Regions from separate parts of the Mus musculus genome. Here all the other regions are linked to region 1. A link is a loop called in an ENCODE intact Hi-C map of the cell type or tissue named here. Cell type or tissue: left cerebral cortex. All regions are shown on one strand. Region 1 overlaps Brd7 (bromodomain containing 7). Region 2 holds the start of Mir7071 (microRNA 7071). Region 3 has its middle 28 kb from the start of Adcy7. Region 4 has its middle 22 kb from the start of Adcy7. Region 5 overlaps Cyld (CYLD lysine 63 deubiquitinase). Region 6 overlaps Cyld (CYLD lysine 63 deubiquitinase). Region 7 overlaps Heatr3 (HEAT repeat containing 3).

What was found. Hi-C counts contacts between places; a loop is a spot of excess contacts. Peaks named below come from ENCODE experiments on the same cell type or tissue, not always from the same donor. Only the 100,000 strongest peaks of a DNase experiment are listed, where the experiment ranks them.
Region 2: it touches region 1 in a loop (3-fold over the local background); 6 of 42 quality-filtered maps call a loop at or near these places.
Region 3: it touches region 1 in a loop (4-fold over the local background); 27 of 42 quality-filtered maps call a loop at or near these places.
Region 4: a loop joins it to region 1, with 2.6 times the contacts of the local background. A loop is called at or near these places in 25 of 42 quality-filtered maps.
Region 5: a loop joins it to region 1, with 2.5 times the contacts of the local background. A loop is called at or near these places in 2 of 42 quality-filtered maps.
Region 6: a loop joins it to region 1, with 2.6 times the contacts of the local background. A loop is called at or near these places in 4 of 42 quality-filtered maps.
Region 7: it touches region 1 in a loop (2.2-fold over the local background); 5 of 42 quality-filtered maps call a loop at or near these places.

The regions. Positions count from the first base shown.
Region 1 is chr8:88,337,091-88,341,090 of GRCm38, reverse strand. Brd7 (bromodomain containing 7) reads left to right here. Exons shown (of 17, transcript NM_012047.3): 12 at 1,571-1,682; 13 at 3,954-4,000. Among named protein-coding and RNA genes, the nearest start is that of Brd7, 23 kb to the left of the region's middle. In left cerebral cortex, no CTCF peak of the experiment used is centred here; a DNase peak (open chromatin) is centred at 1,625.
Region 2 is chr8:88,137,938-88,141,937 of GRCm38, reverse strand. It overlaps Heatr3 (HEAT repeat containing 3), which reads right to left. Exons shown (of 15, transcript NM_172757.3): 1 at 3,781-4,000; 2 at 3,491-3,663; 3 at 1,959-2,046; 4 at 157-266. The coding sequence starts at 3,918. It overlaps Mir7071 (microRNA 7071), which reads right to left and starts at 3,732; the gene lies at 3,664-3,732. In left cerebral cortex, a CTCF peak has its summit at 3,563; DNase peaks (open chromatin) are centred at 2,304 and 3,639; H3K4me3 peaks cover 1,811 bases; H3K27ac peaks cover 962 bases.
Region 3 is chr8:88,264,290-88,268,289 of GRCm38, reverse strand. No RefSeq gene overlaps it. Among named protein-coding and RNA genes, the nearest start is that of Adcy7, 28 kb to the left of the region's middle. In left cerebral cortex, a CTCF peak has its summit at 1,969 (motif pointing left); DNase peaks (open chromatin) are centred at 950, 1,954 and 2,570.
Region 4 is chr8:88,270,485-88,274,484 of GRCm38, reverse strand. It overlaps a transcript of Adcy7 not described here. Among named protein-coding and RNA genes, the nearest start is that of Adcy7, 22 kb to the left of the region's middle. In left cerebral cortex, a CTCF peak has its summit at 1,942 (motif pointing left); DNase peaks (open chromatin) are centred at 1,985, 2,060 and 2,123; H3K4me3 peaks cover 1,156 bases.
Region 5 is chr8:88,743,032-88,747,031 of GRCm38, reverse strand. Cyld (CYLD lysine 63 deubiquitinase) reads right to left here. Exons shown (of 17, transcript NM_173369.3): 15 at 2,086-2,204; 16 at 1,607-1,823; 17 at 1-203. The coding sequence ends at 19. Among named protein-coding and RNA genes, the nearest start is that of Cyld, 48 kb to the right of the region's middle. In left cerebral cortex, no CTCF peak of the experiment used is centred here; no DNase peak of the experiment used is centred here.
Region 6 is chr8:88,733,138-88,737,137 of GRCm38, reverse strand. Cyld (CYLD lysine 63 deubiquitinase) reads right to left here. Exons shown (of 17, transcript NM_173369.3): 11 at 2,164-2,255; 12 at 1,241-1,307. Among named protein-coding and RNA genes, the nearest start is that of Cyld, 38 kb to the right of the region's middle. In left cerebral cortex, no CTCF peak of the experiment used is centred here; no DNase peak of the experiment used is centred here.
Region 7 is chr8:88,159,204-88,163,203 of GRCm38, reverse strand. It overlaps Heatr3 (HEAT repeat containing 3), which reads right to left. Exons shown (of 15, transcript NM_172757.3): 12 at 1,238-1,326. Among named protein-coding and RNA genes, the nearest start is that of Mir7071, 23 kb to the right of the region's middle. In left cerebral cortex, a CTCF peak has its summit at 1,538 (motif pointing right); DNase peaks (open chromatin) are centred at 1,567 and 2,436.

The sequences.
Region 1 (4,000 bases):
CTTCTGTCAGAACCTGCTCTGCTGTAAGACATTGCATGTCAGTTATGTTTCAGTCTTGATTCATTTAAGAATCCACAAAGTATTTTCCCTAAGTCATGAAATATCTAAAGCATCCCACATACAGGACAGTTTCGCTATAATATACCAACCAAACTATAGTACAGCCAAACTATAGTACAAACTTGTATCCTAGGGTCTGCATCCCTTTTCAGATACTTTGTATCTGCTCAGTTTGATGAGATACTGTCTCAATTTACCAGGACTGTGTCCTAGGATTGGACATTGAGCCTGAAATTTCTCTTCTTGGCACTGGTAACTTCTTAACTATTATTGTGCTCAAGAATTATATCCAGTACATTAACCAGTCTCCTGGTTTGGGGGTTTGTTGTTTTGAGTTTATTTGTATTAGAAGGAGGTGCATTTAACTCTGATCTCTCACATGTTAGTATATTATGTGTTGTTTCTAGATGGGGTTCCCTAAGTTAGAGACTGGCTGTGGTTTCAGATTGAGGAGTTGCTATCCTTAGACTATATGGAATAGGGCACATTCCTTCTAGATTACTCAGTGAGGCAATCCACAAATCAGCAGTGTATGCCTCTGTGTGCCAGACATTGTTCCAGGCACTAAGAATTCCATAACAGAACTGTACCCTCCTGTCAGATAGTGACAGAGCTTTGGAGCAAGACAAAGAGGGACAGGGAGAAGTAATGCTGGCGTCAGGAAAGTGACCAGAGAGGGAACCAGCAATGCTCTCTCTGAGAGGGCATCCTGGCTCTGAAGTAGCTAAGCAGGGGACCTGAATTGAGAGCTGGCCTGACCGAGCCAAGAGCATCAGGAAGAGCTGTAAGGAGCAGAACAGGTTGGAGGGGAAAGAAGTAGTCACAAGAGTCACTATGGGAAGAGATTGCTATGAGAACTTTGTGTACTTGGTGGATCAGGAGCTAGTCAATGGCACACAGAATAGTGACCCAATCTGGCTTGTGGTTCTGAAGTGACCAATCTGGCAGTTATACAAAGCTTGGGCTGCTAGGGCAGAAACCAGGCATGAACAAGTAGACCAGGGAAGTGGCCATTGTGGTTAGTAATTAGTAGGTTGCTGGCTTTTAACTGGAGAGTAAGAGAAGTTGGGATGATATCAGGATTTTCAATTTACTGAAAGGAAAATGATTTTAGAACAGCACTTGGGGAAAGTAGCTGACATTTAGCTTGTGATGTGTGTTTATGCAAACAAGGGTGTGATTTTAGAAGTTTTGATACATATGAAAATCCTTAAGTGAATGAGATTATTAAGGGGAACTGGCAAGAAGGCCCATTGCTGACACCCTTGCTTTCTTCAGAGGATGCTCAGGAACAGTTCACTTCTGCTTCATTGTATGTGTGTGTATGTGTTCTCTCATGGTGATAGATTCATCACTGGTAAGTATGCAGGTGCAACATTGTTTCTGAAAGGAACATATTTCATAGTGTGGTCTATGAACCAAGGGCATCTAATGGGAAGAGTTGGCTCTCACAGGTACGAGCCATGAAGGCTACTTCTATAGAAGTGATTTTTTCCAACTCTTTTTTCAGCATCTCTGAGTTTTTGGCCACATGCCAAGATTACCCGTATGTTATGGCAGATAGTTTACTGGATGTTCTAACAAAAGGAGGACATTCCAGGAGCCTGCAGGACTTGGACATGGTAAGCACACTGCTCAAGAAACAGGCAGTTTATAAATGGCTTTGAAGTGCTAGACATTCACTGTTTGAGACCAGGGATTAGCCAGTATGACAGCTGAACTCCATTCCCCGGAAAGGACAGCCTGCTGTGGGTGGAGAACAATGAAAGGAAAGAAATAAGTCAGCTATCAGGATCCAAGGGAGTTAGAACGTGGCCGTTCTCTACTAATTTTGGTAAGACTCGGAATTCCTGAGCTGAGGATGAAGCTGGCTGACAGGATGGAGAATGTGCATGAGAGCCATGCACTGGGAGTCGCAGAAAGGAAAGCCTTCCCTGTTGCATCTTTTATCAATATTTGTGAACTCTCTAGTCCAGTTCAAGACTGTTTATAATCTAGAATCATTCAAATGAGACTAGAACCAAGAAATGTTTCCTGCTGATGTAGAGGAATTCTGGTGTCTAGAATGTTCTATGACAAAATTAGAGGAGTCTTAAGAAGTCATCTGTTTTTTCTTTTTAATTTTTAGATTTTTTTTTATTTATATGAATGTTTCGCCTGTCTGCATGCATGTATACCACACACATACCTGTTGGATCTTCTGGAACTGCAGTTGCAGATGGTTGTGAGCTGCTGAGTAAGGGCTAGTGATTAGACCTAAGGCCTCTGAGGAGCAAGTGCTCTTAGGCAGCCCTGGAAGTCATAACTGTTCATGGTGACCATGACCCCAGTGCCTTAGCCCCCTGTCGGTACCTGCACAACTGGTGAAGGTTCCCTGGGTGTCATAGCAAGCCTGGTCAGTGGCTTCTGCTTCAAAATCCTGCCACACGAACTACTTATCAAACCTAAAAAGTACTTTTTCATCTGTTCAGAATTAAATGTACTTGACCCTTCCACTCAGCTAATTAGAATTAATAGTTAACTAAAGTCAAATTGCTTTGATTTGGTGATGATAGTAACATATTTAAAATATGATCTTTCTGTCCTTTGAACTAGCAGTTTCTCTTCTCAAATATATCCTACAAAGTAACACAAGAGTTACACATGTAAAAAAATATATGGCTTACATGTTTTAGAAATTGGAAATGCTCTAAATCAGAGTATAAACCTTCAAAAAAGAAATAAAACACTTTTATTGATGTCCCTCCTGCACCCCCACAGGATTTCTCTGTATAACAGTCCTGAAACTCAATTTATAGACCAGACTGGCCTCAAATTCAGAGATCCGCCTGGTTCTGCCTCCCGAGTGCTGGGATTAAAGGCTTCACCACCACCTGGCTAGATGTATTTCTTTTTATGTGTGAACTACATTACATTAATGTGCATAAAATCATGAGGGACCATCTATATTTTGTGGCGTGTGTTTATTTTACAGTAAGCCTCTACTGTCAGAGAATATTGCCTCTTGAAAGTTTTTCCCTATCCTTGTCAAAGATTCAATGTGTTCAAAAGACTTTATATATTTAGACATTTATCTAATATTTACCAAGTATCTTAAATATATAAGATCATTCTTTTAAATAATTCTTTTGGAGATCGGGTCTGTGTAGGCCAAACTGACCTCAGATTTATGATACTTCTGCCTGAGCCTCCAATTGCTAGTTTATGGGCATGTAGCACTACATTTGGCTATATATAGTCAGGCACGGATCTTAGCATTACTAGCAACTCATAAAAACTCAGAATGCTAATAATTATATTAATTAATTTTGGTTTTAAAATATAATTGAGGGCTGGAAAGATGGCTCAGCAGTTAAGAGCACTGGCTGCTCTTCCAGAAGTCCTAAGTTCAATTCCCAGCAACCACAGATGGTGGCTCACAACCATCTGTAATGAGATCTGATGCCCTTTTCTGGTGTGTCTGAAGACAGCTATGGTGTACTTATATACATAAAATAAATAAATCTTTAAAAAAAAACTCAAAGTGATTATATTAATTAATATAATTAATTAATTTTGGTTTAAAAATATACTTGGCAGCTGGAAAGATTGCTCAGCAGTTAAGAGCATTGGCTGCTCTTTCAGAGGACCTGGGTTCAATTCCCAACACCCACATGGAAGCTTACAACTGTTAGTAACACAGTTCTGGGTGATTCAACACTTCACCCTGACATACATGCAGGCAAAACACTAATGCACTTAAAATTAAAATAAATAAATCACTTAAAGTACATAAATCCTTATTTTCCATATACTTTAGTATGCTGCTTTTCTCTTGCCACAAAGTTAAGTTTTCTATTTACATTGATTTTTGCATATACTGTTTGCATAAAAGTTTTCCTTTATCCATACAGTCATCTCCTGAAGATGAAGGCCAGACCAGAGCATTGGACACAGCAAA
Region 2 (4,000 bases), 200 kb after region 1:
CAGGTGTACACTATGCTGATTAGGATGAATCTCAAGTCATCAGATTGCCCCATCAACTAAAGTAGCAAGCATCTGTGGGCGGGGCCTACAGTTTAACAGAGAGCACCACAGGCTGGGCAGTGACACAACAGGAGACTGACCTCAGAAAGCACTTACCACACATTCCACAGCACATTCACAGCCTCATTGGCTATGCTCTCTACAGGATTTCTCTTATCAGCTTTCTCCTGTGGAGACATCTCATTTGAATCCAGTCCAGAGAGACACTGCAACCAAACATCATAATTAGCACCTAGGTTCAAAAGAATAATTAAGCAAAAAAGATAGTAATAGTAAAGAATTATAACCTTAAAAACCCCAGAAATGATAGGGGTTAGTTAACAATTACATCAATGGTTACAGGTACAGTTCTCTACATGGTCCATCCCTTGGGCATGGAGATGACTCAGTGGTTAAGAGCACTCTGTCTGTCCAGAGGAAGGTTTTGCACTGCTCTTGCAGGAAACCTAGGCTAAGTTTTCAGTATCCACATCAATTGGTACACAACCACTTGTAACTACAGCTCCACGCTATCTGATAGCCTCTGAAGGTACCTGCATACACACAGCATTCACTCCACACAGACATACATAAATAAAAACAATAAAAACTTAAAAAAATAATACATCCCTTTGGCAAGAAACACAGATAAGAAAGGTTGTCAAGGAATGATGTTATTTGTCCCACACTTTACATGAAAGTATAAGACCAATACAACGTATTTCCCCTAATATAGTAAAAGTCAGAATGACAGAGGGTGCTGATTTAAAGCGAATAAATAAATATATATATATATATATAAAAGAATAATTAATTTATATTAAAAGAAACAGAATGACAAAGGAATACAATAGTTAATATCTGTACAACATCCCCTAAGTACTATTCTGAGCATTTTACATATATTTACTAGTTAATCCTCACAACAAACTTGAAGCAGCTCAACTATTAACCTTAACCTCCCAATATTCGTATGAAAATAAGATAAAAGAGGCTCCTGAAGACACAGCTGAGTGTATGGTAAAGCTGGGCTCTAGCTGCAGACATTCTAGCCTCCAACTGGAGCCCCGACCTCTGTGCAGGGCTGCTTCCTAGCACAGAACAGGGCACTCTCTAAAAGGTCTTCTGAGTCTTAGACGTCTAATGGGAGAATGCCCTCTGCAAGGAAGGAAGTTCTACAGCATCCCTGATCTCTACCCAACTGGGTGTCCCCATGGCACAGCCACCTGCAGCGCAGCAGCACTGCTTGTAAGGGAGCACTGACCAAGGTCTCATAGCATCAGTGTAAAACGGACAAAAGGCATGGCAGACTGAGAGGAATACAAGAGTCCAGTGTCCTTAGCCAATGAGCTACAGCATGTAACATGAATGTACATGTAACACGTAACAATGAGTCTAACATAGTCTTTGTAAGTTCATAACGTCTGTCCTTGGGCCCATCAGCACAGTATGAACTAGTATAAGAACACCTGCCTTGGATTTGGATACAGATGGGTGGTGCTAAAGCACCTGCCTGGTGGGAGGCACAAAGATCTGAGTTCCATTTCCAGCACCACAAAAAAGAAAGGGAAAAAAGACTTGTCCCATAGGACCACTGTGAAGATTAAATGACAGGCACACAGGAGTGAGCAGTCAGGGAACGGGCTTGAGTTCTAAGGGGGTAAGTGTGCATATCTTTAGAAAGGGCTCTTCTAATCATAAAGGTGGCAGAGACACAAATAATAGAGATTGGTATTACTGGGGCCTTTGTACCGAGTTTCCAGGGGAAAAAATAAAATTGTCACAGGGTATTTAAAGGGACACATAAGACGACACCAAAGTATTGAAAAATAAAAAACAAACAGACAAAAAACCTCCTAAACCTGTCTCCTAAAAACCACACAGAAGTCATCACTCAGGCTATGTTAAATGCCACATACCTCTCTCAGTAGTGCCACCAGGGGCGTCATGATGTCCTTTGCCACCATGTCATCACAAACGTCAAAACCTCCACAAGCACTGAGGTTTCTACATAAGAAATGTAAACACATTTTACTTTCAAGTCACATCTCACAAAATGCTGCTAAGCCCTGTATGTCTAACCACAGTTAAGGTTTTCCACAGGAAAAAACAAAACAAAACTGTATTTGTTATATGCTAGAGAGCAAGCCTACAGATTTTCAACTGTCCTGGTCCTCAGCACATCAAATAATTCATTGTCTTACACTGTTGTGTTGCTTTCAAGAGGCAACATGACCAGGGCAACCCTTATAAAGGAAGCATTTACTGGAGGCTTGTTTGTAGTCTCAGAGCCTTAGTCCATTGTCATCGTGGAGCATGGTGACATGCATGGCACTGGAGCAGTAGTTGAGAGCTGTATCTTGATCATAGACAAAGATGTTGGGCCTGGTGTGGGCTTTCTGAAACCTCAAATCCCACCCTCAGTGACATACTTCCTCTAACAAACCCACGCGTACTCCAGCAAGGCCACACCTCCTATTCTTTCTCAAATAGGAGAACTCAATACTAAGTGGTCAAATACATAAGCCTATGAGGGACATTCTTATTCAAACCATCATACCCCTAATAGTAGTCTCTGCAATTACTACTAGTTGTATTTATACATATAGTAATTATTTGGTTAATAATAATCAATATATTCTTAACACTAATCTTACTCAATAGACTTAAGATTTGTTTATTTATCTGGTTGGTTGGTTGATTTTTTCAAGACAGGGCTTCTATGTGTAACAGCCCTGGCTGTCCTGGAACTCACTAAGTAGTTCAAGGTGGCCTTGAACTGGCCTCGTCCAGTGGCTGGCACACAGGTGCTCCATCCAATATTTATTAGACTGAAACAATACACACAGGCAAATCTGTAAGAGCACAAATACTAACTTTCTGTCCTCTCTACAGTTCATTAGAGTGGCTTTTGCTTTTTGGCCTTTTTGAGATAGGATTTCTCTGGGTGACCCTGGATGTCCTGGAACTCACTCTGTAGACCAGGCTGGCCTCAAACTCAGAGATCTGCCTGCCTCTGCCTCCCTAGTGCGGGAATTAAAGGTCTGTGCCACCATGCTAGAAGGTCTAAATTTTACTGAAATTCAGCCCAGTCTTTTTGACAGTTTCCAGACACCCTCTCAGTGGAGCGCCTGCAAAGAGATCTTACATGCTGAAATGTCAGCTGTACTTGGAGCCCAGACTGAAAGACTATCCTATCAGGGACTCTATGGTGGGTTTTGAGATGGGGTAAATGTGCATGAGGTTTGATGGTTGGTGAAGCGCCAGGTGGATACAACAAAAAGTGTGTGAGCCCCGGGGTCCTTCGGTGCATGAATTCACATCTCCATCCACTGCAAACCTGAGCTAACTGGCATGTTATTATTCCCCCAGAAGTAGAGAATGCATCGGGCGAGGGTGTCCCAGGTTTGTTTGCTCGCAGGGACACTGCCTCGGGCCCTCTCGGGCTCACCTCAGAGCTCCGGCCGCCGTCTCCCTTACCGCCAGACTCGAGTCCAGCAGCAGCGGCCCGAGCCGGCGCACAGCATCCCGACGGGCTAAGTCTGGTAGTGCGGGCCGCTGCTGCACTAGCCGGGCCAGTCCCGCGCAGGCGCACTCGCGGACCTCGGCGCTCGGGTGCTGGAGCTGCGGGAACCGAGACGTCAGAGTCGCGTAGTGAGCACGCGCGCTGCAGCACCTCGCTCCCGGGCCCCCGGGCCCCCGGCCGCCCGCCGCCCGAGCCTGGCCATGCCCTCGTCCCACCTTCTCCAGAAGCTCCGCCGCGGGCCCATCGTCCTCCTCGTCCCCAGTCCCGTTCGACGCGGCCGCCGCCTCGGCCTGACAGCTCTCGATAGGGGAGAACTGAGGTCGCTTGAAGCGCTTCGTCCGACTCTTACCCATGGCGACGGAGGCTGCAGTGACAGACCAGAAGAGGACGACTGCAGCAGCCGTCGTTGGGGCCCACCGGGCCCGTGGCGACTTC
Region 3 (4,000 bases), 73 kb after region 1:
GACACACAGTGAATCCTAAGGCTCCAGATGCCTCAGGGGCCCCCATATCTACAGCCTTGCCTCCTGTGGCTCACATAGGCTATCTCTAGGGCTGTCCTACTGGATGCCTACAAATTTCCCCAGCAGACATCCCATGTTCCTGTTATCAACATTTCCATAGCAACCTTGGCCGCACCTTCATGAATATGGAAGGAAAATAGACAAATAGAGGCTCTCTGTGCAGGTCACCCAATATTTGAACAAATGTGGAATTCCTGGGAAATCCTTAGAGATCGGAGTAAATGAGAATTCAGGTGTCGCCGGGCAGTGGTGGCACACGCCTTTAATCCCAGCACTTGGGAGGCAGAGGCAGGCAGATTTCTGACTTGGACGCCAGCCTGGTCTACAGAGTGAGTTCCAGGACAGCCAGGGCTATACAGAGAAACCCTGTCTGGAAAACCAAAAAAAAAAAAAAAAAAAAATCAGGTGTCTGAAGGCTATGAGCCACCAATGGAACCCTGGTAATGAGAAGTTCCCTCTGCAACAGAGAAGACTCTCTGTCCATACAGTAATGTTTCAGAACGTGGCAGAAAGGAGGAAATCCCAAAAGTTCTGAGAGGAAAAACCATCATGCCAATCTGGGATTCTTTTTTTTTTTTTTTTTTTTTTTTTTTTTTTTTTTTTATAGCCCTGGCTGTCCTGGAACTCACTTTGTAGACCAGGCTGGCGTTGAAGTCAGAAATCCGCCTGCCTCTGCTTCCAATCTGGGATTCTTAAAGACACTGAAAATGATGCTTTCGGCTTCTGAGAGACGTTTCCCAGTCAGAACTCTATATCCAGCAAAACTTCCAACTGAACACAAACGCAGAGCTCTTTCAGACATTTACAGCCTGCGCACAGGAAGCGAGATGGGCAGACACCCAGCCAAGACTTTACCAAGAGGGAAATCCAGGAAACTGAGCTGAGCTGTGGTGTGCACAAGTGAAGGCAAGCTTCAGGGGAGGAGGGGGATGTTCAGGCAAGCAAACACCTGCACTTCAAGCACACCTGCCCGAAGCCTCAGGCGACCCGGCGACTGTGACAAAACACCTGGTGCAGCTGGCTGATTTGCAAGGTTTCACACACCCACGGAGTTTAGGCTCAGGTGCTAAACTAACGCTTCTGGAAAAATAAAAACACTGAGGGTGTAGCTCACCGCAGAGCATGCGATTCCAGGTACAACACCCACGTCCCCTGCCCCACTCACTGTATTGCACAAATGGCTGATAAGAACAGCCATTTGGAGTCATAGCGACTGTGACCACTGCACTCAGGAAAATTACTCAGAGGAGGCCCCGGCGTAGAGACTTAAGGGTATTGGGAAGTCAACACTTAATTTCAAAACCTAAAACGTGAGAAGTGGCGGCAGTGGCTCACCACTTTGGAAGTGGCTCCCCTAGAAGTTGGGGGAGACATTCAGAATGCCTTGGCATCACAACACCTTCCCCTTCTCCCCAAATATATGCTTTTTTGCACCTTCTTGGCAGGGCCCAAGACCCTTGCTCTCTGCCTCACTCCAGACAGGTCTTTCCTGTCTCCTCGCCTGTGGGGACGAGGTTAAGCCTGGTACTTGGAAGCACTTGGTGTTGAAGTGGATTTTAATCTGAGAGGCCTGGCGCAACCCCCTTACGGTCCTTTGAAGAGTGCTCAAGAAAAGCCACATTCCTGGCGCCCTAAGTGCAAGCTGGAGGTACGAAGCTGAAACTGAGTGGTCAATCTTCTGAAAATGGATATTCCATTTCAAGAGGCCACTTCAGCTTTTAATCAGCTCCTCCTTCTCTTTTATTGTTAACATTAAACATTAAGACATCTTTCTAGGGGTTGAAGAGATGCCTCAGCGGTTAAGAGTGCTTACAGCTCTTGAAGGGGACCTGGATTCCTAACTCAAGATAGATGGCTCACAGCAGTCACTCCAGGTCCAGGGGATCTGATGCCCTCTTCTGGCCGCGGTGAGCATTGCATGAGCACAGTACATACAGAAACCAGCCAAAGCTCACACAGAAAAACGAAAATACATCCTTTATTTTTTAAAAGAAACAAAAGAAAGAAAAGGCACCATCTACTTGTATCCATCCTTTGGGCAGTTCCTCTGAATCCCACAACTTCCAAAAGGTTTTAAATGCTTTAAATGTTACAGGCTTTAAATGTACACACAATATAAAATGAAATTAAGTCACACAGACAGACACAGACACAGACACAGACACACACACACACACACACACACACACACACACACACACACACACACACACACACACACACACAGAGTGTGTGTTTTACACAGGTGGGTTATTTCAGATCCCTAGTTCCTTGGTTTTAAAATGGTCTTCTTAGACAAACAAGGAATTTAAAACATTTTACTTAAAAGGCAAAATGTTCCCAATTAAAAGCCAAAAATCTTGCATCTCTTAGTTAAGCTGGTCAACCCAGACTGGCTCACTATGGAATGCCAGCAAAGACTCAAGCCGCAAGACTCAAGAATGTGGCCTGAGGAGAACAGCTTTCAAACACTGTTGTGCACCAGAAGACTGTGGAATTCCTCACCACCAGATGGCTTTTGGTCCCCGCCCCCTCCCCCCAATTTAGCCTCAAAAACCACACAGCAGCTCTGGCCCTGTCTACTTCAAATAACTGGGATCCAGTTGTTCTGGTGGGGAGCCCTTCCTCCTTACCCCAAACCTGAAATGTAAGTTCAAAGCCAGCCTGGTCTACATGGTGAGTTCTGGGACAGGCAGAGCTACAAAACAACAAAAGGTGGAGTGCTTTTTTTTGTTTTGTTTTGTTTTTTTGAGACAGGGTTTCTCTGTATAGCCCTGGCTGTCCTGGCTGTCCTGAAACTCACTCTGTAGACCAGGCTGGCCTCGAACTCAGAAATTCGCCTGCCTCTACCTCCCGAGTGCTGGGATTAAAGGCGTGCACCACCACCGTCTCCCGAGTGCTGGGATTGACACTCCACCTGGTTTAAAAGGTGGAGTGTTAACAGGCAGATGGTAGAAAATGATCAAAGAATTGGCCTTCCCCCCTCCCCAGTGTTGCCCAAAGCAAGGCTCCTTTCCTTAAAAGTGGAAAATGGCAAAGGGAGTGGAGTGCTGTTCGGGATGACTCTGCTGCACTGTGACATTTAAGGAGAAGAACCAAAAGACAGGCTGGGGACTTAGCTCAGCTGTGGCGTGTCTGCCTACTATGCACAAGGGCCTGGCTTTGATTACTAGCAACAAGTTATCGGGATGTGGTGGTGCATCCCAGCATTTGAGGGGCAGCCAAGGGAACCAAAAATACAAGATCATCTTTGGATATATACCATGTTTGAAGCTAGTCTGGGCTACTTAAGATCCTGGCCTTACAACAACAACAACAACAACAACAAACAACAAAGACAAGAAACTTCCCAAAACAACTTTGGCTAAGAAAGTAATCCTGAAGCCGGTGTGGTACACACTTATAATCCTGACATGAGGAAACAAGGCAGAAAGACCAGAGTTCAAAGTCATCCTAGTGTACATAGAAAGATCTTGTGGGTAAAAAAAGGGGATTTTTACTTTCTTAGAAAACTTGGTTCAAGGGCTGGAGAGTTGGCTCAGTGGTTAAGCGCACTGACTGCTCTTGCATTCAGTTCCCAGCAACCACATGGTGGTTCACAAGTAATGGGATCTGATGCCCTCTTCTGGTGTGTCTGAAGAGAGTGACAGTATACTAATATACATAAAATAAATCTTTTTGAAAACAAGAAAAAAACCAAAACCCTGGCTCAGGAGTGTCATTCTATCAACTTTCTAAAGTCTGTGTTTAAGGTATGCTGAGAGCTCTGGGCACTGCATGGAAGTCCACTGGTGTCTTAGTGTCAGGGCATTTACCTCAATGATTTACCAAAGCAACTGCCACCGGCCAGTACAATATACAGTAAGGACTACTTCTGCACATGTGCAGACCACAGGAGAGCTGTGGTACTGTATGACCAACTGTGATAGAGGCACTCCCA
Region 4 (4,000 bases), 67 kb after region 1:
TGCACAGCAGACCCTCAGGCTGGGCCTTCTGCCTGTGTCCCAGGTCTTTTTGTTGGGACCAAAACACCTCATGACCTTACCATGGGGAGCTCCAGCAGATGCCCCAGCTTCATGCAAAGCCAAGTGTTACACGCCCAGGACTGCTATAGAGAACTCACCAGAATGAACACAGAGATTGGCCTCTCCTCCCCTACTGTGACGTTTTGAAAACCCCGCCTAAGACAGATAAATGACATCAACCAACTTCTCCAAAGATTCCTCTACAAAGATCACACTCCACAGATGAGCCACGCTGCAGTGTGGACATGGGGGGCAAGGACAAGCCACCCCTACCTTCCCTATCATCCAGTGGCCTTTGGAGGGCAGGACCACCTGAGACTAACTTAACTCACCCGCCTGTCCTGCTGGTAGGACCAGTAGAGTGACTGAGGTTCCTTTAGGAAGGGGACACAGGCCAACCCCCTATGCCCAGTCACTAAAAAGGGGCATCCAAGAACAGAGATGCAGTGCATAGAAGGTACCAGAAGGGAGAGGTGGCCAGGCAGGCATTGGGCAAGCAATATGGCCTTTCTCCCCTCAGGTGATCTCAGCCCTACTGGAGACTCTGCCTTTGGGCATGGGAGGTCGGTTCACAGGTCAGACACGCCAGCATCACGTCAGAACTAGAAGAGAAGGCCAGAAGACTAGGCCTTACTCCTTGCTTCACTTGCCTTGACCCTGGAATGTCAGTCTTCCCGACTGTCAGTGGGGCCGCTGAGTCCAGTCTTCCCTAACTCAGGGTACACTGGTACAAGGCATGTCCAGGACCCTTTGGTATTGGAGAACTCAGCCTCCTTCAGGCCTCCTCTGTAGAAGGCCCCAGAAGATAATCCACTCCCCAAATCCCAAGGACATGGAACCCCAAGATGACCCAGTACCCGAGGACCCTCTTTCTATTCAGTACCACAGGAGATGACTCTGAGATACCTGTCCACACAGATAATGACCCAACTCACCCAGGGGAGGCTGCCTGCCAGTCTGCGTAGGCCCAGCAGCTGCTTCCGAGTGAGCTTGTCTCCTCACAGATCTAGGGACTGACCTTCCTTGTCCAACCAAACTCCAAGTCACCAATGTACAAGCTGCCCTATGCTATGAGGTCCCGGCCACTTGTAAAAGCAGCATCCGCTCCAACAGTTCCCTTGTCTGCGAGTCTAAAGCTGGCTGCCCAGCCAGTCCCCTGGGCCACTTCGCTGGCTAGGCAGCCCTACTGGTTGTATCCTATCCTCCATCCAGTATCTCAGGGCTCTGGTCCTACTCTTTCTCCAGCTTTGGCTTTGGGTTGGGCCTCTTTAGGAGAGCAGCTACCCTGAGAAAGGCATCCAAGCACTAGCCAGATCCTCAGCACCTTGCTATTTCCTTCCGGTGGAAGGCATGCGGAGCCGGTGGGGGTCCCCACTCCGCTCACAGCGAACCCCAACCTTTTCGCAGGGTTGAGGGGCCCAGCTTTCTGATGGCTCCAGCTGGGTGATGGCTCTTCATGAGCGTGTCCCTTAGTCACTCTAAGCAGATCACCTAGACCCCTAGCTAGCCCCCCAGCCACAGAGCAGATATTCCCTGCCACCAAGAGCCAAGGGAGGGGTGTGAGGCAACCCGCATCCCGGTGGTCCAGAGCCTCGCGCCTCCCGCCTCTCACCCGGGCTGGGAAGAAAGCTTCAGAGGGGAAGCGCGGGTCGGAGGCGGCCTGCCTGGATCCCGCGCCCGGGTCGGAGAAGCGCGGGCCGAGCCTCCCATGACCACCCTGTGTGTCCTGTCCCGCGGGATCGGAGGCAAGGACCCCACAACCACTCCTGTTGCCCGTGCCCAGGGGCGTCCTGGCCCGCGCTCGCACTCACCTGCCGCCACCGCCGAGGGCCCGGGCGCTCTGGAGTTCCCGCCCGCGAGCGCGAGAGCCGGGGCGCCCCCAGCTGGTCACACTGACCGTGCGGGGCGCGGGCTGGGGATCTCGGGAACGTCCCCACACGGTCCCCGCGTAGCCGCCTCCGACCCTGTTACCTGCGGCACTGGGCCATCTCCGGTGTCCCTGAGGCTGCAGGAGGGAGCCACGCCCGCAGCCTTAGGTCACCAGCCAGACCTCATCTCCGGGTTCCCAAAGTACCTCTCCCACGTGGTCCACGGCGCCCAGCCCATTCCCACCTCCGAGGAGACCAGAGAGTGATGTCTCAGCGGCTTTCCTCCAGATCTCGTCTGCCCTCTGGCCACGCCCCTGTTTCTGGAAGGCTCCAGGCTGCAACCAATGTTTTCCTGCTAAAGAAAGATGCTCCAACCTCAATCTCCTAGGACCGTTTGAGGCGAGAACCACCCATCCATCTGTCCTACAGGCACAACTCTACTGACCTGAAGGACAAAGCCAGCAAAATAAAGTAGGTGTATAACTTCGTAGTGGCCCCTCTAACCTGGGGTGGGGCACCAGAGTTGGAAAGAGAAGAAAATCTACTCTGTTTCTGAGGGTGGGCAAACAAGAAGGTGCTACTCTGAGCCACCATCAAGTCTGCTCAGTGGGTCATCAAGTTGTGAACCCTTCCCAAGTCTGCTTTCCCCGCATCCTTGTGTCTGTGAAAGGCTTTTCACACTGATGGAACTGCCCATTTGCTGTGTACATTCTTTTTTTTTTTTTTTTTTTTTTTCAGAGCCAACACAGCACAGCCTCGGTGGGATCTGCGTGATCCTGGAACAAAAAGAGGGGCGGAGCCTGTCTGGTCTCCTGGGACCAGGCACCCTTCTTATAGAAGAGAGAAGTATAGAAGAGAGAAGAGACTCCAGTAGGTCACAAGTCCACTTCCCTTAGTAGCCCTGCGACCCAACTCAGAGATGGCTCTATTGGAATCATCTGGAAGGTGTAAACTGACTTCCATTCCAGGTGACCTGAGGTCCCAGCTAAGGCTCATAACTGTGACCTTCTGCAAGTCTACCCAGCCTCCCTGAGATTGCCCAGGCATTGCTTCTGGCATGCCACAGTGACATGGCCAAGGTGACACTTGCTATCTAGACTGGGGTCTGCTGGTTTCCTCACCGTGATGGTATGTATATGCTTGGCCCAGAGAGTGGCACTAGTAGGAGGTGTGGCCTTGTTGCAGTAGGTGTGTCACTGTGGGCCTGGGCTTTAAGACTCTCATCCTAGTTGCCTGGAAGTCAGTCTTCCACTAGCAGCCTTCAGATGAAGATATAGAACTCTCAGTTCTGCCTGTACCATGTCTGCTTGAATGCTACCATGCTCTCATCTTGATGATCATGGACTGAACCTCTGAATCTGTAAGCCAGCCCCAGTTAAATGTTGTCCTTTTTAAGACTTGACTTGGCCATGCTGTCTGTTCACAGCAGTAAAACCCTAACTAAGACACTAAGAGCCCTGGCCTAGGTTCCCAAGAGATGAGCCCATGATGGTGGTCAGATGGCAGCCCCCATCAGAACCTTAGCAGTTCCACTGTATCAACAGAAGCTGGAATACAGGGAGCCCTCCTAATTGGTCCCAGAACTCTATGGGGTGGGGGGAAGGGGTGACTTGGTGCAGAGGTGGCATATCCTCTGGCCTTTCTAAGCAGACTACAAGGAGTCCGTCACTCTTTTGGTAGGATGGGAATGACACAGTGACTTAGGTCTCTGTCATTTTACATCATTATCACACAGGCCTGTGACCAGTCTGACAGCAGACGAGAAATCAGAGCTGGAGAATGGGATCTCAACAGGACACGCCGCCAACCCACATGGCACTGTCACAATCCTTACCTCTCCTGTGGACATCCCTATGGCAGCCCAATGGGACACGCTAACCCCAGTCAGTAATTATGTTCAAGCAGTGACCAACACTAGAGTCTCCCAAAAGTACAGTGGAGGCAGTCACTGGGGGAGGTGGGTCTGAGTTTCTTACTCAGCACAGTAGGACTTGGGGTGCTTGACTTTCTACGGTTTTTTTTAAAAGGCTTATTTTTTTTTTTAAAGAATTGTTTATTTTATGTATAGGAGT
Region 5 (4,000 bases), 410 kb before region 1:
CCACTGCGGATAACCTGGTTATTTGTACAGGCTCATGGTTGGACTCTGGTACATGCACATGTATGCATCGCAAAGAAGTCTGCGCGCACAGCCTTGAATCCTTCTGGAATCCAAAGAGTGCAGGTCCTCCAGAGACATCTTCAAGTACTCTCCCACTTCTGGGCAGGGCGTCACTTGTGGAATGTTGAAGCCATTCTGACCACCTAGAGAAAGGGGCAGTGAAATCTATTTAGGGAAGTGAATGTCTAAGTCCTTCTGGCATCCTGTCCTACCTGAACAATTCTACTATCCTAGAATTTAATGAGTACTGACTCTGAGAATTGGAAGAAAACCTTTGTTTGACTTCCAGTTTCTAGAATTATAGTCTCCTTGGCTTCTGAGAGGGTTCCACAGGCAAAGGTGAATAAAACTGGTGAAAGAACACATATTTAAGATAGGCCTGATTTGCAGGCTGCTACCCACTGTGTGCACAGTCTTGATTCCTCATACCTGCAAGTCCCTCCCATACACTAACAGCCTGACATTCTTTTCCACAAAAATTTTGCTCAGTTTTTGAAACACCTAGTAATGCCCATTGCTGTTTTCCTATGTTTTAAGGACATACTTGCACACCTCTACATGCGCTGTTTATGCACTGATCAGCAGAAAGCACACTGATTACTTTGTGTGCTTTGATGACTGGATTACAGAAAGCCTGTTTGGTTTTATTCTCCCAAGTGCTTTCCCAAAAGCCATGCTGCTAATGCTAACTGGGTGAAGCATATGAACAGGAGGGGTGGGCATGCCCCTCAGGCGTTGAACTGCTGGGAAGAGATGGAGAACTGCTGGTCTTGTGTCCCTGGTCAAGGAGGTGCTACTAGGGTTCTCTGGTTATTAGAGACCCACACCAGAAGACCTTAGGGCCTAGAGCTTGGGAGAATACCTGTAGAAATAGGGGTTGGGGGGTTGGGTGTACTGTGACAAGTATTTTACTTCCAAAACTTTTTGAGGTCCTGACACTGAACTGTGTATTAAGAAATGACTAAGCTTCCTAGGAACAGCTCATTAGATAAAGGTTTCTTCATAAAACGGAATGCAGGAGATCAGGAAGAATGAGGTAAATGCAAACCATGCAATCTTCACCACTTTAAACTTTAACTAAGACAACAGAAAAACAGGCATAATTTCTACAACTGCAGTATTCCCACTGAGCTTGGCATACAGGTGCTCAATAAATGGCTACTACAGTGTATACAGAACTGAAAGGAAATAGACGGTAAAATCAGCTCTAAAAGAAGAATCTTAGGATTTTTTTTGAGGTGGGGCAAATGGAAAAAGAGTCTCATTATGTAGCACACACTGGCCTCTAATTCACAATCCTCTACCTCCCAAGTGCTGAGATCTTAGACAGCACTCTTTAACAAATCTGTTTAAGTGCCAAGATGTCACAACATTGTTCCTTAGTCTGGGTAGCTGAATTATTAATACACTTTGAAGATTAAAGTCTATAGCACCATACTATTCCTTAAAGGATTTTCTCACAACACACCCTATTACTTCACACACATGTTCTCACTAGGAAGCACTACACCCCTAAATACAGGATGCTGAGGAAGGTGTTTAATACCATCTCGATCCGCCATGCTGTCAAAGAAAAGCCAGGCAGAGTCATCCTTCCCATACTTCACAAAAGCAACATAGTGGCTCGTTTCTATGCAGAGAACAGCAAATAACTCCATCTTCTGACAGGGGATGCAGCCGTGTCTCCAGTCCCAGTCAGGCAAGTCTTTGGGAAGTGATACTGGATGATAAGAATGATTCAACCTCCTGGGATGAAGGTGAACCTAAAAGGGACCATGAAGAAAACACCACATGAGCTAATACCATGTTGCAAGGGAGCAGACTCTAGCCACTTTCACTGAGCCCAGCTCTTATAATCACAGCCAAGTATTTCTCTCTCACACACACACACCAACAGAAGAGAGATGAGCAAGAACATTTACTATGAATGTACTTTGATTCTGAAAGGCTTTCAAGTCCAGAAATGTAGTGGACAGTCAGTGGGTGACGTCTACAGGGCATACCCACCAGGTAAGCACAGATTACCTGAGTGCTGCAGGTCTTACAGAACTGCTTGATCTTCCCAGCTGAGATGTCCGGATCGTCATAGCACTCCCTGCACTCGTACATCGCAAGTCCTCCACAGATGCGGCACTGCCTGGGAGCTACCATTTGCAGAAAGGGGAGGAAGAAGTCTTTTAAAAAGTATTCTACCTGCCTGTCACTGTATCAATACCATAGTTTTTATCACAATTGCTCTGTAGTACAGCTTGAGGTCAAGGACGGTGATTCCACCAGAAGTTCTTTTATTGTTAATAGTTTTCGCTATCTTATGTGTTTTGTTATTCCAGATGAATTTGCAAATTGCTCTAACTCTGTGAAGAACTGAGTTGGAATTTCGATGGGGATTGCATTGAATCTGTAGATTGCTTTTAGCAAGATAGCCATTTTTACTATATTAATCCTGCCAATCCATAAGCATGGGAGATCTTTCCATCTTCTGAGATCTTCTTTGAATTCTTTCTTCAGAGACTTGAAGTTCTTGTCATACAGATCTTTCACTTGCTTAGCTAAGAGTCACACCAAGGTATTTTATATTATTTGTGACTATTGTGAAGGGTGTTGTTTCCCTAATTTCTTTCTCAACCTGTTTATTCTTTGTGTAGAGGAAAGCCACTGATTTGTTTGAGCTAATTGTATATCCAGCTACTTCACTGAAGTTGTTTATCAGGTTTAGGAGTTTTTTGGTGGAATTTTTGGGGTCACTTAAGTATACTATCATATCATCTGCAAATAGTGATATTCTGACTTCTTCCTTTCCAATTTGTATCCCCTTGATCTCCTTTTGTTGTCTAATTGCTCTGACTAGGACTTCGAGTACTATATTGAATAGATAGGGAGAGAGTGGGCAGCCTTGTCTAGTCCCTGCTTTTAACGGGATTACTTCAAGTTTCTCACCATTTAGTTTGATGTTGGCTACTGGTTTGCTGTAGATTGCTTTTATCATGTTTAGGTATGGGCCTTGAATTCCTGATCTTTCCAAGACTTTTATCATGAAGGGTGTTGGATTTTGTCAAATGCTTTCTCAATATCTAATGAAATGATCATATAGTTTTTGTCTTTGAGTTTGTTTATATGGTGGATTACATTGATGGATTTCCTTATATTGAACCATTCCTGCATCCCTGGGATGAAGCCTCTTTGATCATGATGGTTGATTGTCTTGATGTGTTCTTGGAATCGGTTTGCAAGAATTTTATTGAGTATTTTTGCATCGATATTCATTAGAGTAATTGGTCTGAAGTTTTCTTTCTTTGTTGGGTCTTTGTGTGGTTTAGGTATTAAGAGTAATTGTGGCTTCATAGAATGAATTGGGTAGAGTGCCTTCTGTTTCTATTTTGTGGAATAGTTTGAGGAGAATTAGAATTAGGTCTTCTTTGAAGGTCTGATAGAACTCTGCACTAAGCGGGAGTGGGTGGGTTGGTGAGCAGGGGGAGGGTTTGGGGGTTTTCGGAGGGGAAACCAGGAAACTGGATAACATTTGAAATGTAAATAAAGAGAATATCAAATTAAAAAACAAAGCAGGCAGAGAAAAATAAATTATGAAGCTGCAAACAATGACCCAAACACTGCGAATTTCTCATTAGAGACTATGCCAGCCAGCCAGGGGTAGTGTGAAAGGCAGCAAATCCTGTGAACATAGCATTCTGTGCTCAGTGAAACAGTCCTTCAAGATGGATGGCAAATGTCAAGTGACTAAATAAGATGTGCTGGGGTAAGGTGGGGCGTGATGCTCGGAGAGGACGAGCTCTCCCTTCTCAGAGGAGAAGGGGAGAGCAGGGAGAGAGAGGGAGGATCTATGTGTGTGAAGGGGCGCTGGGAGGAGGGGGGCTGATATTGGGGTGTAAAGTGAATAAATAAATTAAATGAAAAAATGGAAAAAAAAGGTATTCTGTCACTA
Region 6 (4,000 bases), 400 kb before region 1:
GGCATTTTTACCCACTTCATTTTGTAGAAAACTCTAAAATCATTTTCTTGAGTTCCAAAGAAAGGACAATAAGTTGGATTCTGTCAAAATGCAAGTTATTTTGAAAAAAAAAAAACCTAACATGTTTAATTATTTAATCTTTCTCACTAACCAAATCTACCTTTTAGCTTAGTGTAAATCTTTTTTTAACTCTATTTTTAAAAACTTGATTGCTGCCTATTTTTCTTTCCTAGAACATAAAATTTTCAATTTTCTATATGCTTGAAGGAATAAAAAAATGTTACTGACATTTCCATGATTACTTTTTAATTTTTGGCCGGATTATAAACTCTTTTGTTAATTCTCTTTGATTTTCTAGGCACATAGAAAGCTATGGCAGCTCTGACTTGCTGTTAAGTATGTACACTCAATGTCATTTGTTAGAAGCTCCTACGAAGTACCAAACTTTCACTGTGCACTTTCCTTGTTCCCACAAACCAGTTTAGCATTGGTTCAAAGTACATCACTGAGACAGAGGTAAGAGAACTAACTCGGCAGTGTTGGGATCTTAAGGAAGTAGACAGAACAAATATTCCTAACATTTTCAACAGAGAAACCAAGATTGAAATCGAGAGGGGTCTACCACTGCGACCTCTCAAATGACCTGGAAAGTGCTGACATTTAGAATATCTCATTAAGAACTATACCACAGTAAACTCAGGTAATATTTTCAACATGGAGAGAATGAAGAGATCAAGTTACTAAACAGAGAACTAGAGAGCTATTTTAAAGCTAACTGAGCTCTGTAAGTAAGGGGAAGTAAAAAAACCAAAAAACAAAAACAAAAAAAAAAAAAACCCAAAAAACAAAAAAACTACAATGTTCTCAGGTGGTTTTTTTCTTTCTTCCTTTCTTTCGTTCTTTCTTTCTTTCTTTCTTTCTTTCTTCTTTAATTCAATTAGAATAAGATTCTCTTTAAAAGCTTATTAACTGAGCTTCCAAAAATATTCATATTCAATTGCATAAGTAAATAAGTTGTGGGCACATCTTCACTCGGGCTAATTCAAAGGGCAGGTTCACCTTGTGCTCTGCAAGTGTAGCCCAGGGAAAGGGTGGCAGCTAAGGGAACCCACATCTGTCCTTACAATGCTTAACTACACTCAGATAACGCTGAGGAGCAGCAGGGATTTCATTCCTATTGAGGGATGGCAGTGGAAAAGAAGATCTACTGCCCAGTGCTTCTAGACAGCTTGAAAGTTACCTTATTTTTAACAATGGTTCAACCCTTAAAATATCATGAAACAGGATATTTAAGAATTCTTCAGGATCTAGAAGAAAATTAAAAATTCAAATAAATCACAGGCAAAATTTAAAAGGCATTATATTCTTTATGACAAACATTTCTACACTGAACTTAATTCATTCCTTCAAAATTATTTTAATTAAAAGTTTAGTATTTTCAAACTTTCCTAGTAAGGGAAAAACTTTTATTTACAGGTTATAATAAAATGTTACTTTTCCATTTTGTTGTCATGTTGTCCCATTTAGCAGAATATATTCATTCACACATAGTGAGAACATTTTTATGTCTTTTGAAGGATTTCAGTAGACTACCACCTAAAATAAGCCCTATTTTTCCTTCTATTTAAGTAATTATCACGTGTATAAATGTCACAGCTGACTATATTAACCCTGTTAACATACTCAAAGACAGAAGTTGGATCTGAGAAATTGTCCAGTTGTGAGTAGACAGAAACGCTGTCCACCTCTTCCACAGCTCTGTTCAACTAGAAGCGCAGGTGGGGGAGTTGAGTGGCTCAGGACAGCCCTCACCACAGGAGGAGAGGCAACTCCAAATACCACTGCTGGCGGCAGGGACGTTAGTCATCTACTGTAGGGTCAGCCACTTTCTTAATTACTACACATCACAGTCACTTTGGAAGAGAAGAATCACTTCCAATACCAGGAGAAATTTGCATGTCACATAGAAAAAAAATTTTTTTCATTTATTTTTGCAGTGCTAGAAATCAAACCCAGGGTCTCTTGCATACTCTACCACTGAGATATATATCCATAGCCCTCTCAAATAATTTTAAGATTAACCCTTTAAGTAAAACAGACATACTTCAGGATATAATTTAACATATTGTTTAGTAACATAAATTAATAAATTAGAAAAGTCACCTTTTTCTTCAGAGGTAAAACCTGATGCAGCCTCAACTTTTTCAAGTATTTTCCTCAGTTTCATAATCTTTGTGGCACACACATATCCATATCTATATCGATAAAAATGAATTAACAGACACTGGCATAGTGAATTATATGACATATCTTAGTAATCAAATACTTTCATACAATCCTAACATGGGAAGCGCATCAGTAGACTAGGCAGCTGTTTTTAAAGCACAACTGCAGGCTTCTTGCTAAGCTTTAGAAAGTGAAAGACTGAGATCCAGAGTGGCACCTCCAAAATAACACGCACTATACAACTCTAATAGTTCAAAAGTCTTGGAGAATGGTTTTTAATCAATAACATTTGCTTATTATTAAAATACTTATTTTATAAAATAGAATGTCCACATTTTAGAAAAGTCACTTTAATATATAGGATAAGAGATATGAAAAAGGGGAATTGATGATATACTAAAAATCTAAAGTCTGCAATCAAACCAGTCAACATAATTAAGAAATTCTCTTTGTTTGATTATGGAGACTATGGACTTAATGGAGCAAGTCAGAGCCAGCTGAGCACTAATCGTGTACTTGCTTTTTAGAGTCACTAACACTTTAGTCACTCACTTGTTAATAAATACCTATGACTCACGTAAAAATGTTTGCCACTGGGAATACAAAAGGAAAAGATTAAGCAAACAAACAAACAAGCAAAAACCACCAACAAAAAAATCTGCTTTTGGGAACTTGCAATAAAGCAAAATCTGTGTCCAAACAACAGGTGTTAAGTTTGCAGACACCAGAAATATATCTCAAATTTCTGAGCTCAACTGATCTTGCCTTAGTCTCTTGAGCCAGTAAGTGCTGCGATTACAGGTGTATGATATACCACCATGTTCGGCAAGACACATCCTGACCTCACAGGCCATCTGACAATCTCCTGGCATAGAGTGAGTGACAAAGTATGCTAACTACAATTCCGGACTGCTTGAACAAATATGATGCGAAGAATATTAAGCCTATTACAGAAAGGCTTACAGTGTTTTAAAAAGAAGGAAGGCTATAATAATACACCTTGTTATTGATTTGACCTCTGCTGGTAGTACCATTTATATAGTGAAAGAAAAATCTGAGTGGTTAAAATTTGCATAAGACAAAATAATTAATGTGAAAATCAAAGCACATATTTATTTTAAAGGGTAAAATGATTACAGAATTTAGGGAAAACAAGTATCTAAATAGAGAAATTTATTCTTTTACTTTCTTAGTTATGTGACACAGTAGGACATCTAGAATATTCCTTTAATTTACATACTTTGTTATTTTTAAATATATTAAATTAATCTTTATTTTTATTGTTAAGAAAAGTATATAACAAAATTCAAATTGATCATAACTGGCCTTTAAATTGCGTAGTTTGTTCTCTGTCTTCCTGACCTATTAGTTTCATGATCATTGTATGACTTAACTCTTCATCACTTAAACATCTTGTGATGTTAACACACATCACCAACATCACATACCAAAGTCTTCCCATCTTCTGCACATTTACAACTCACCTTAGTAAAGAAGTAGAGGAAGACATAAAAATATTCTTTTAAACAAACACCATATTACTATAATACACCTCATCTGCTTTTAGTACAGTGTTATTACTAACTTGTAATACATGATACCAAATGATTCACATCATTTCATAGACTATAGTTATTACATACACTGAAATAAACAGAAGCAGAAGACTAAAGGTTTTAAAAAGTCAATACTTCATGAAATTTCTATTCATCTTTTTTTACTATATGAGCACACAGCAAGAATTACTACACAAGAAAATAGCAAACAGAATGCA
Region 7 (4,000 bases), 180 kb after region 1:
AAGGGCACAATCTAAAAACTTCGTTAGCAATTTTTTTATACAATAGATTATCAGGTATTCCTTTCCATCTTTATTTATTTATTTATTTATTTATTTATTTATTTATTGGATAATATCTGTAAAATTTTGACACGAACTATGCCAAATTTACTAAATGACCAATGAGATGATGTCTTATTTGCAGTACTGCACAAAGAAGACAAAGCTGGGCATCTCTCATGTGCAGCCTCCTGAAAGGACCTAGGCAGCTATGACCAACGTCTGTAAAACCTTTGAGTAAACATACTAAGACACAATCTGTGATTTAAAGTATAAAATACATACAGCAATATGAGTCTAATTAGATGTAGGCCTTAATATAGACAGGAGATGGAGAGTATTAAAAACACTATCAGATATATCATTCAAGTCTGATTGTTGAGAACAAAATAAGCTTCTTCCATGAATGAATCGTGCAAGGGAAGAAGCTGGGTAAGGAAACCATGACAGATTAGGAGCCATGAGATAGGAATATACAAAACTACTGAACTGTACACTTCAAACGGATAAATGTATAGTGTATAAAACCACATCTCTATAAAGCTGTTTAAAAAAACATATCAAACTTGCTTAAATAACTTAACATTTAAAATTATATTCTTATTATGGTGTATACACCTGGAAATGTGCCAAGTCACATGTGTGTGGAGATTAGGAAATAACTCTGTGGAGTTAGGTCTCTCCTCCCTTTTTTACATAGGTGCTCAGGGATGCAGGCTTAGCAGAATTTCATTTACTCACTGAGCCATCTTGTCAGCTCCTTCTATTTTTTTAAAAATATATTGTCTTATAAATAAATAAAATAGGTAGATAAGAGATAAAAGCTAACCATGGTAGTGGATGTGAGAGCAGAGACATGGCCTCTTGGAATCCCTTGATAAAACTGTAAGTCCCTTGCCAAGAGAGGACTCAGGAACACAAAGGTGAGAGTTTCTAGAATAAAGTATTCGAAGAACAACAACATCTAGAGAAAATGTTTACAGCATAAATACTAACTAAGGAGCGTCACAAAAGGCAGCCCCTCGTGGAGCTGCAGGCTGGGGAGGGACCACTTTTCCACTTCCAGCACTTCCCTTGCTTTCTACAAAGCTCTGTATCTCCACAGCTCCTCTAGCAGGGGCTCCCCACCCTGTTGGTTAACTGCTTGCAAAACACAGAATCTTTTCAAGCTTCTCCCAAGAAGTTTATAACATCTTACCTGTGGAATGTTCTTGGAGGCCATTGTTTGCAAAAGGGCCCTCAAAGCACTACTTATGGCTTCTAGAAAATCATCATGTTTAGCAAAATCTAAAACACAAAATGTTTCCACAAAAACACAAAGATGAAGTGCAAGTTTTCTCTTCTAGAAGACAAACTATTTTGTAGGAGAAGAAACAGGTTTAAAACAAAGCATGCGAATGTTAGCTTACACTGTTATTAACAAAAGCTTTTTTTTTCTCCCAGATTTATTTTATCTCAGGCGGATGAGTGTTTGGCCTTCTGTATGTCTGTGCACCATGAATGCAATGCCCACGGAGGCCACAAGAGGGCATTAGACACACTAGAATGAGCTGGGCTATGAGTCTCCTAGTGAGTGGAAGAGCAGTTGGATGCTTACTACTTGAGCCATCTTGCTATATTTAAGCGGAATGTTTACTTCACAGTCTCTGTACACTTTCAAGTAAGTCTGAAAGAAGACTGTGGAAGGGACAGGCAGAGACCTACTGTGGTCCTGACTTACGATGCTGGGTTTTAACTAGATTAACATTTGGCACAGGATAAACCTGGTTTTGGGGGAGTCTCATCTCTCAGGGATCTCCACTGTGGTGCTGGCAGACTGTGGGAGGGAAAGTCAGCTTCTACACTAGTGTCCCTGATAATATAGGCCCATGGCTCCTAGCCTCAGTCTTGCTCTTCTCCTACTGACAAACAGGACAGCTGCAATAAACGACTGTTCCAGCAGGGACAAATGAGGGCCGCCCAGGTAAGTGATCTATTTGGAACATTAGGGTCATACTTTCTAAAGATGCACAGCAAGTATGCCCAGTCTGTGTCACCTGACCCCTCAGCATTTACCTCCCAGAGTCTGATTTCCTTTTCTTTCTTTTTTTTTTTTAAAGATTTTATTTATCTCTTTATTACATGTAAAGTACACTGTAGCTGTCTTCAGACACTCCAGAAGAGGGAGTCAGATCTTGTTACGGATGGTTGTGAGCCACCATGTGGTTGCTGGGATTTGAACTCCTGACCTTCGGAAGAGCAGTCGGGTGCTCTTACCCACTGAGCCATCTCACCAGCCCCCTGATTTCCTTTTCTTAAACACGGGTGTGACTTTGTCTTCTTCAACCATACCCACGACAGAACAGGTTATAACAAGCAATGTGACTTGCAGCTGACTCATAGATGTGTGGGTTTTCCTCAGACTGGGAACCCAGTCAATTGTTTTGAGAAGGTTCGGGTCACATAGGAGTGCCCTGTGGGATGATTCTAGCACCAAGTGTTCACTGTAAACAATTCTGGCTCATGGCCTTTAAGTTTTCCAGTGGAGACCCTAGTCGTCTAGATTCTACCTCAGCACCAGTGACCCTGCCCAGATAACTTGCTACTGTGTGTGCATACAGAGCACTCCTGTGCAGGATGTCTCCTAGAATCCCTGCTGCACACCAGGAGCAACCACCAAGACATACTCACAGGAATACCTTCAGACATTGCCAAGTGTCCCCTGGGAGAGGAGCAACTACCGGTAATGGAGAATCACTGCCTAGATATTGTGCAATAGACAGATCACCTTCACCATTCTGCCTAAATTCCACACCCAGAGAGACTTTGAAAATAACAACGATAAGACAGGGATCACTGTGGTACTCAGACTGATACAGAGAAACCCTGTTTCGAAAAAACAAAATAAAACAAAACAACAAAAAGAATTCATGGGCTTAAGAGATCCTTCCACCTCAGGCTCCAGAGAAGCAAGAGACTGAAAGTAACACTAATCACACCTATTGCTTTAGTCATAAAAGTTTGTGGGAGAGCTGATAAATAGCACCAGATACCATGGCTTATTGTCCTGTTGTTCCTGGAACATTGTCTTATTTCTAATACCTCCCTCTTAGGTTGCCTGGCAAAGAGACAGGCAGCTTCCCACAATTTCTTTCCTTCCTTCCTTCCTTCCTTCCTTCCTTCCTTCCTTCCTTCCTTCCCTCCCTCCCTCCCTCCCTCCCTCCCTTCTTCCTTCCTTTCTCCCTCTTCCCTTCCTCCCTTCCTTTTGACAGGATTTCTCTGTCTCTGGCTGTCCTGGAACTCTGTAGACCAGGCTGGCCTCAAACTCAGAGATCCTCCTGCCTCTGCCTCCCAAGTGCTGGGATTAAAGGTGTGTGCCACAACTGCCTGGCTCACAATTTTCTTAACACAGGGTCTTCCTATAGTCCATGCTGGTCTCAAACTATCAATTCTCCTGTCTCAGCCTCACAAGCACTAAGAGTACAAAGATGCAACTCATCTTCTTTTATCTTCTGGGCTTTTCATTTTAGATACTGTATGTACCAAAGAAGGGAGTTCCTGTAATTAGCACAGTACGGGATCAGACACACCTTGGACAAACTCCTGCACAACATGTGATCTGTGCCAGTTCATTTTGGTCCTAGTTCAATTCCAGCAACCACATGGTGGCTCACAGCCATCTGTGATGGGATCTGATGCCCTCTCCTGGCATGCAGACTCTATATGTAGATAGAGCACTTATATACATAAAATAAATAAAACATAAAGAGAAGCACAAGCTAAACGATGGTCTTACTACAGTTTCTCCCCTATCTGCTAAAGCCTGGTGTGCAACAGAGGCTCCACAATTGATGTGAAGATATTACTATTATTATTCAAAAGTTTCCATGTGCCTGGTCCACACAGTGAGCTGCAGGATAACCAAGGCTATACACAAAGACACTGTCTCAAAAACAACAAAACCTCCTGAATAAGACAACAG